Linked DNA regions of Mus musculus: region 2 is linked to region 1. Evidence: chromatin contacts called from ENCODE Hi-C or POLR2A ChIA-PET data. All regions are on one chromosome and are shown on one strand. The core of a region is the stretch at or near the end of the contact, and the rest is flanking DNA. Distances in the headings are between cores, read along the strand shown. Region 1 holds the start of Usp22 (ubiquitin specific peptidase 22). Region 2 has its middle 33 kb from the start of Grap.

Region 1 (4,113 bases), core at 481-2,980:
CAGTTGCTGTTTTGTTTTGTCCCACCTGTGTTGGATTGCAGTAAAATAGCCAGCAGTGGGATAAGAATACCTGAACAGCATCACATGTAAGCCAAGGGCTTCCCAAGACAATGACTGTACTTGAAAGGTTTTGTGTGTGTGTGTGAGTGAGTATGTTCCCTCACAATATGCCCTGAGTGACTCATTCACACACAGAAGTCCTTTAGTAAGCCAAAACCCTCATGCTCAAGTCCTAACTATAAAATGATGTAATATTTGCCTCTAACCTATATGGTCTGTATGCATCTTACCAGCTTCCCCACCCCACCCCTTCCTCTTTTTACTATGAGTCTCACTATTTGCTCTGGCTGACCACAAACTCCGGGCTCAAATGATCCTCCTGCCTCAACCTGAGTAGCTCCCAAAATATTCATATACACAGACACACCAACCCCCACCCACCCCCTTCTCTATGCTGTAACTCCTCTCTGGGTGATACTCAAATGCCAACTAAGATAGCATGCTAAGCCATATCTAAGCCTGAATACGACCATCACTGCTCTAAGACCAAGCTGGTACTCATTGGACAAGCCACAACTGCAATTGCTCCTCGGAACCATGACATCAAAATGCCTGTCGGCAATTTTTCTCGGCTGTCTTGTCTGCTAGCTGCTGTTACTGCAGTACACCGATGAACTCTCTACTTCTTCTGCCTTTTCTGTCTTGGAGAATTATTTCACTGCTCCACATCATGGGTACCTGTCTGCCTGAGTTTGACACCTAGCTGTTATCCTGTTTAAGGTATAACAGGAGAGAGGTGTCTATTTACTCGGTATATACAATTTGTAGGGCAGAAGATCAATATTTTCTCTTCTGAGTTGGTTTGCTGCACATCTGTGTAACCCTCAGATAGGAGAGCTAAATGCATCATAGCTCTATACTGTTCCTACTTAATAATAGAGTGTAATGTGGCTAGTACAAATTGAATTGCTATACCAAACCTGTATAACACGATATTTCAAAGCCAATGTAAAAATTTGACTTGATATTCTGTCTTTATTTGACTGCTTGTTAAAATTAATTTTATCTTTCTTGGTGCAAAATATTGTACAAAATGTAGCCACTAAAAAAATTCGTATACCAGTTGGCATTCTAGTTCAATAGGATAACGCTGAATAATATCCTAGGGAAGGGAAGATCTGTATTCTTGCCACGCCCAATCTCCAGCTGTGGCATTGCGGTACCCAACACAGTCGCCAAGATGGCAGTCTCTGCAGAAACGCCCACACTAGGAACTCCAAGGACCAACAAACAGAACCTAGAAACCCTCCTTTCAGAGAACTCGCAGACGCAGGCCCTACCCTGCCCCACCCCTCCGTCGCCCCGCCTCTTTGCGGCAGAGCTCAGGCCGGTGCAAACCGGTTCAGTGGCCTGACTGACACTCAGTTTTACCCAATCCTCAGCACGCCCCGCCTTCCAAGGAGAGACTCGAAACGTCAAATCGCTGGCGTCTCCGGAGGCGGTTCGAAAGCCTATAATAGGCGCAGACCGTGTCTTAGACCGGCAAACCACCAATGGTGTGACGCGAGGGCGGGACCCTGTTGACCCAACCCGAGGCCTTCGGCTTTTCTCTGGAGCCAGCGGGCGAGAGGAGGGCTGATAGGCGGGGTCTAGAGCAGCGGAGCCTGCGCACTAAGGCCGCCGGCCTGGGTGACGTTATCCTTTCCCGCGGACAGCTCCGCCCTGTCCCGCCCAGCCTCGCCCCGCCCTCCTCGAAGTCAGAGGGTGCTGCGCGTGCGGTGGGTGCTGCTGTAGCCTGCCTGAGTTCTCAACGCGGTCTTTGTCCCCCAGCTTTGTTCTCGCCGCCCTGGCGTCGTCCTCGCCCCCGTCGCCGCCTGCCCCGCGCGCCCGGGCCTTGCCCGCCATGGTGGCCAGGCCGGAGCCTGAGGTCGAGGCCATGGACGCTGAGCTGGCGGTACCGCCGCCTGGCTGCTCGCACCTGGGCAGCTTCAAGGTGGACAACTGGAAGCAAAACCTGCGGGCCATCTACCAGTGCTTCGTGTGGAGCGGAACTGCCGAGGCTCGCAAGCGCAAGGTGAGCCCAAGGCTTGCGCCGCTCTGCGGGCTGGGAAGCGGGGAGTGTAGGTGGGAGAGGGAGAGGGGAAGCCTGGTAGTCGTGGGGAGGGAGCCTGGCCTTGCGGGGAGGGCGTGAGGGGAAGCCTTGCCGTGAGGGGGTGGGGCCGAGGAATGGGCAAGGCGAAGCCTCGCGGTGCAGGGAAGGGGCTAGAGGAAGCATCCCGGTGCAGGAAGGGGGACTAAGGAGAACCTCGCAACGTGGGGAGGGGGCTAGAGGAAGCGTCGTGGTGCAGGGAGGGGGCTAGAGGAAGCATCACGGTGCTGGGAGGGGTCCAGGGACCACCTAGTGGACGCTGTTGGGAGTGTGGCGGTGGAACCCACGATGGGAGGGGGAGGGGTATCTGAGTAGGAGGAGGAAGATCTGTCTGGACATTCCATTGAGGAGTATTTGTCTGTAAAGGTAGTGGTGGGGGCCTGGGGTCTGCAGGGTAGTTCCGTGGATAACAGCTCGTTCCCGGGGCTGAGACCCTTCGCGGACACCTGAGGCTGGCAGGGCCTCCGCGCACTCGAGTTGAGAAGCGAGATTTTTAGGACGTAGGAGGTGATTGACAACCGCAGCCTTCGAGAGTGGCTATTTTGTTGTTTTGGGTCCTGTAAATCTCAGCAACTATGATGATTTTATTAGTGATTTGGAGATGGGAAAACATTATTTTCTAATTTAAAAAAAACTTCATAATTACAATTTGATTTTGAAGGTGAAAAGTGGAATAGAAAATTTTGATTGTTTCTATCTTGAGTAGCATTTTATAACGGGAGAACTGACAAATCTGCTGGGTGTTTCATGTTAAGCATCAAACTCTCCCTCTTTAGTTTCTCGAGGCAGGACTTCTCTCTATAGCCCTTGGCGTTCTTTTCTTTTTTCTTTTTTCTTTTCTTTTTGGTTTTTCGAGACAGGGTTTCTCTGTGTAGCCCTGGCTGGCTTCGAACTCAGAAATCCGCCTACCTCTGCCTCCCGAGTGCTGGGATTAAAGGCGTGCGCCACCACGCCCGGCTGCCTTTGGCAGTTCTTAAACTCGATTTGTAGATAGCTGGCCTCTAACTCACACAGATCCACAGGCCTCTGCTTCCAGAACGATGGGATTAAAGGTGAATGCAAACCACACCCCCCCCCACTCCCACCCCGGCCTAAATTCCCCCTTTTTAAATCAATCGTGGCCATAATATAAGTCTTTGAGGGCGTTAAAGGCTTATGTTCTGTAAGAGTCTTTTAGGATTGGAGCAAGAGTTTTGGTAATAGAAGCATATGATAAAAAAATTACTAGAGTTGTCTTACTTTGTATTTTGAGACAGGAGCCTTTCTCTGTGGTCCAGACTTAACCACCCAGTCTTCCTGTCTCAGCCTCGTGAGAACTAGGATCACAGCAGTAAACGGTCACTGATCCATTCTGTTGCTTCTTGGATTGAGATGTGCTATAAAGTCATTTTTACATTGGGATTAAATGGAGGAATCTTCCCCTTTCTCTTTCCTTGTTTTGCTTTCTTCATCTCCCCAGACTCTTAGTTTTGTATAGCACTACACAAGGAAATGAAAAGTTTCCTTTTTAATTAGGGCTGCTCAGCTCAATGTTTAAATCTCCACCGTGCTACAAGTTCTTTGTTAAGTGATCTTCACAGCCAAGAGTTGGGACACCAGGACAACACTCAGAAATTGTGTTGTTTTGGTGGACTAAATTAGGAAATGAAGGCAGATAGCTATGCTCTGAAGGTGCCCAAACTTAAGGTTGTGAACAGAACTTCACTCCTGAAGTTCTCTCCGACTTAGAATGTTTTCATTTTACAAGTCAGTGAGTCATAAAAAAAAAAGAAAAAAAAAGTTTGGCCTTGCATGGTGGTGAAAGAAGAAGAAGAAGAAAAAGAAAAAAACAAAGAATACAAATGACCAGTAAATATCTGGAAAGGTATTCCTCTTCAACCACCAGAGCAAGGCTGGTTAAAACTGTGCTGAAATTCCATCTTACCCCAGGCAAACTAGGTACCCTGAAGAGAAAGGAGAGCAAA
Region 2 (4,251 bases), core at 1,562-4,061, 440 kb before region 1:
AATATTTAGTTAGGTAGGTAGTTCATTTGTTATATGTGTATGTCCACCGTGTGCATGCAGGAACCCATGCAGATCAGAAGAAGCAATGGATCTCCTAGAAATGGAGTTACTGGGTGGGAGTTGCCATGTGGATGCTGGGAACTGACCTTGGGTCCTCTGTAAGAACAGAAAGTGCACTTGAGTGCTGCGCCATCTCTCCAGCACCCTCCAGCTCTTACACAGCTGCTTGGATTCACACTCTCGTCCTCACATGTCCGCAGGAACCACTTTGCATTATTTTTTTTGTTTTTGTTTTTGGGTTTTTTTTTAAAGATTCTAGATGGTTTTGTGTGTATGAGTGTTTGCCTGCACATATATATGTGTACCACAAACATACCTGGTGCCTACAAAAGCCAGAAGAGGGTATTGGGCCCCTTGAAACTGGAGTTACAGGTGGTTAGGAGCCACAGTGTGTGCGTGAGAATCCAGGCCTGCTTAATCCCTTAGCCATATCTCCAGCCCCTGTCTTAAAACAGAACCAACAACAAAAACAAATTTATTTTAAAAGATCAGTTGCAGACACACAACCACATACACTATGCTGGTGAGTTTTTCTGCGACAAGCTAGAGTCATCTGAGAAGAGGGAACAGCAACTGAGAAAATGCCTCCATCAGACTGGCCTGTAGGAATGTCTATGGAGGCATAGTTTTTGTTTTTGTTTTTGTTTTTAAGGTTTTTTTTTTTTTTTTTTCGAGACAGGGTTTCTCTGTGTAGCCCTGGCTGTCCTGGAACTCACTCTGTAGACCAGGCTGGCCCTGAATTCAGAAATCCACCTGCCTCTGCCTCCCGTGTGCTGGGATTAAAGGCGTGCTCCACCACGCCCAGCTTTTCTTTTTTTTTAAAGACAGGGTTTCCTGTAGTCCATGAAAGTTCAAGATGGCCTTGAACTTCCAAGGATGGCCTTCAATATCTGATCCTCCAGCCTCTGCCTCCAGAGTGCTGGGATTAAAGGTGTATGCCACCGCACCCGGCCCGAGACATATTCTTAATTAATGACTGATGTGGGAAGGCCCAGCCACTGTGAGCAGTGCTACCCCTAGGCTAGTGGTCGTAGGGGCAAAAGGACCATGGGGAACAATCCTGTAAGCAGCTCTCCTCCCTGGTCTCTGCCTCAGTTCTTGTCTCCAGGTTTCCACCTTGAATGCCTGCCCTGACTTAATGATGGGATGTGAGCCAAATAAGCCCTTTCTTCCCCAGGTTGCTTTTGGCCCTGGTGTTTCATCATAGCGACAGAAATCAAATGAAGACACACATAATTAAAAATAAATCTTGAAAAAAAAGAGTAACCAAGGAAAACACCCATTGACCTCTATCCTCCACGTGTGCACACGCGCGCGCGCGCACACACACACACACTATTTATTAACCATTTTTAATAAAGCTATGGGACAATCCTTGCACCCCTAAATTTTTAGGTAAATATTTGTGTATTTTATGTGCATGTGAGTGTGTTTTGAGAAAAAGTCTGCAGGTGCAGAAGCTAGAGCCTCCTGCAGGTGGTGAGGACAGATTTTTTTTTCTCCATATTATTTCTGTTTGTTTGTTTGTTTGTTCGTTTGTTTGAGACGGGGTCACTCTGCATGGGTATGTATGCCAAACTGGTGAGTTCTGCTTCCCTCAGCCATCTGAATGCTGGGATGAAAAGCATGTACCACCACGCCTGGCTTTCCCATTCTACCATTCTGTCTGTCTATATCTACCTACCTACCTATCCGTGTGTGTGTGTGTGTGTGTGTGTGTGTGTGTGTGTGTGTCCCAGCACGTGAGAGCATTCTCACTGCCACAGTGCGCTTGGGCAGGTTCTTGAGTCTATTCTCCTCTAAGTCATCAATATAGCCTAGATTTTTTTCCTAAGTGCACTTAAAAAAGAAAAGCTCTGGGAATGGAAGCCAAGGCTGTACAAACGTTAGACAACTTCCAACTCACCGCTTTCCCTTTGCCTTTTGACTCTCTTGACTTTCTGCCCAAACCCTCCTTCGAATCGGTTTATCCTCCACCATCACACCACCCTCTTCAGGTACCAGTTAAGTAAAAAAATTCCTTAAGTTTCTTTCACTGAGTAGAGAGACCCATCCCTTCACAGGCTCAAGAACCAGGCGTCCAGGGTGCGCCTTACTCGGTCCACAACGGACAGTTTCAACGTGTAGGAGTGCGGTGGGAAGCCGCATGCGCAGGGACGAGCACTTTCCCCGCGATGTGCAAACAGCACCACCGCCCTTCTGCCCTCTTGCGGCAGGCACCTTAGGCCTCCCTCCTGCCGCCGTTCTGGATGCTCAAACCACCAAAACCCAGCCCAGCGCAGGCATTTGGCCACCCAGGCTGAGTTTCCTCAGATGTAGAGACCCACACAGAGACCAGAAAGTAAAGTGTGTGTGGTAGCTGCAGGCAGGGTGGGGTAGGGTGCAGACCCCCAACTGTCCAACCCACGGAACTCAATCTCCAAGTTTCCAGTTTTGCCCTCAGACCCAGCCCCCCCCCCCCAGCTCTGCGGACTCAGCACCCACCCCGACCCAGCTTTTGGTATCCCAGCTTCCCCAGCTCCCCATCCCCCACCCACCCACCACGCCCAGCTCCCCAGCCTCACAGGTGGCCGTCACTCCTAGTCTCTCTGCTCCCTAGTTCCCCAGTTCCCGACTCTACAATCCCTTAACCCCGTTCCCGCAGTATCTCAGCCCCACAGCTCTCTAGACACCCCCCTCCCCCAGTCCTCCCCCATCTCAGCGCCCCCACCCCCCAGCATCACAGGGCGCGGTCGCGAGGGCAGTTGGCCAGGAGCGGCCAGCTGGGGGCGCTTCTGCCTTGCGGTTCCTGCGCTCGGGAATTTTCCACCCCAGGAACTCACAAATTGTTCTCCCATTATCTGATTTAAATAAAATGTGTATGTGTGTATTTTAAAAAGCTCTGATGGGTCAGGCTCACTGAGGTAACAATACAAACAAGTACTGCCAACCAAGAACGCGACCAAACGCTGAAGGAGCCTGGCCTCAGTCAAAGAAAGCTTGCTCTCTTCCTAAAGGAGATGGATAAACAATCGGACAGCAGGTTTGATTTGGTTTGGGGTCAACCCGCTGTCACTGAACTGCACCCCAACCAAAGATGGCAATTCTTCAGAATTTAAATTCTAATTCAGATGCTCGTAAGGAAACCCATGGTTTCATAGTGATATTGTGTTTCAAACAAAACAAAAGAGACACAGAAAATGAAACAAAAATTCACAGACCATTACTCTTTCTTTTACAATACTTCCTCCTTCTCCTCCTCTTCCTCCTCTTCCTCCTCCTCCTCCTCCTCCTCCTCCTCCTCCTTCTTCACATTGAAATGTAGACAGATGTAGTTGTGCATGGCAGCCTGTGCCTTTAATTCCAGAGCTAGGAAACTAGAGGCAGCTTTTTCTGAGCTCCAGGCCAGCCTGCTCCACAAAGTGATTTACAGGCCAGCCAGAGCTTCATAAGACCCTGCCTTAAAGATAGATAGATAGATAGATAGATAGATAGATAGATAGATAGATAGATAGATAGATAAAAAAGGCATAATAAAAACAAAGCAAACAAACACACTGGTGGCTGTGTGGTAGGGACTCATACTTTATATTTCTGTACATGTTCAAAAATTGCTAATTAAATAAAATTTAGTCTTGTCCACCTGTAACCCCATTATCCAGATGGCGGTGGCAGAAAGATTGATGCAAGTTCTAGGTCAGGCAGAATCTCTCTATCCAGTACATTAATTTCAGTACGGGGACAGAGTCTGTAGGAGACAATGCAGTGTTTGAGAAAGAATTAAAGTTGTCCTCACACCATGATGTAATGAACAGACCGACAGAGCGAGCATTAGGAAGAAATTGCCAGATCAGCGTGTGCTGCATGGTAGAGCATGCGCTTTGTACACACGGGACCTTTGGCTTCATCCCCAGTTCCCCAATGACCCCTCAAATAAGAACTGCTTTCTCCTTCTGCTCCAGACACTCTCAAGATGGGGCCACCGTCAGTATCCCCTCCCTCCTCAGGGCGGGCACACACACACACACACACACACACACACACACACACACACGAACACCATCCCTGAATTAGTAAGTGTGTTAGCTTTTGGTCACTGTGACAAAACAACCTGAGAAAATGAACTTAAAAAGAGGAAAGGTTAATTTTGACTCACAGTTTCAAAGGACCTGTTGTAACTAGCATAGTACATCACAGCCAGAGGTGTGGTGG

The links. Hi-C counts contacts between places; a loop is a spot of excess contacts on that map. ChIA-PET counts read pairs that join two places held with the same protein, here RNA polymerase II (POLR2A).
Region 2: a loop to region 1 is called in a map of heart, with 2.2 times the contacts of the local background. The contact joins the enhancer-like site here to the promoter of Usp22 in region 1. A Hi-C loop is called at or near these places in 3 of 37 maps with a recorded cell type or tissue (heart and left cerebral cortex). POLR2A ChIA-PET finds 5 or more read pairs at or near these places in 2 of 5 experiments (both embryonic stem cell).

What each region holds. Positions count from the first base shown.
Region 1 is chr11:61,172,676-61,176,788 of GRCm38, reverse strand. It overlaps Usp22 (ubiquitin specific peptidase 22), which reads left to right and starts at 1,730. Exons shown (of 13, transcript NM_001004143.4): 1 at 1,730-2,074. The coding sequence starts at 1,904.
Region 2 is chr11:61,618,498-61,622,748 of GRCm38, reverse strand. No RefSeq gene overlaps it. Among named protein-coding and RNA genes, the nearest start is that of Grap, 33 kb to the left of the region's middle. Within about 2 kb of position 2,811, at least 3 of the 3 ENCODE cell types and tissues checked have a DNase peak (open chromatin) inside an H3K27ac peak, as active enhancers do; they include heart and left cerebral cortex, where a contact is called at or near this core.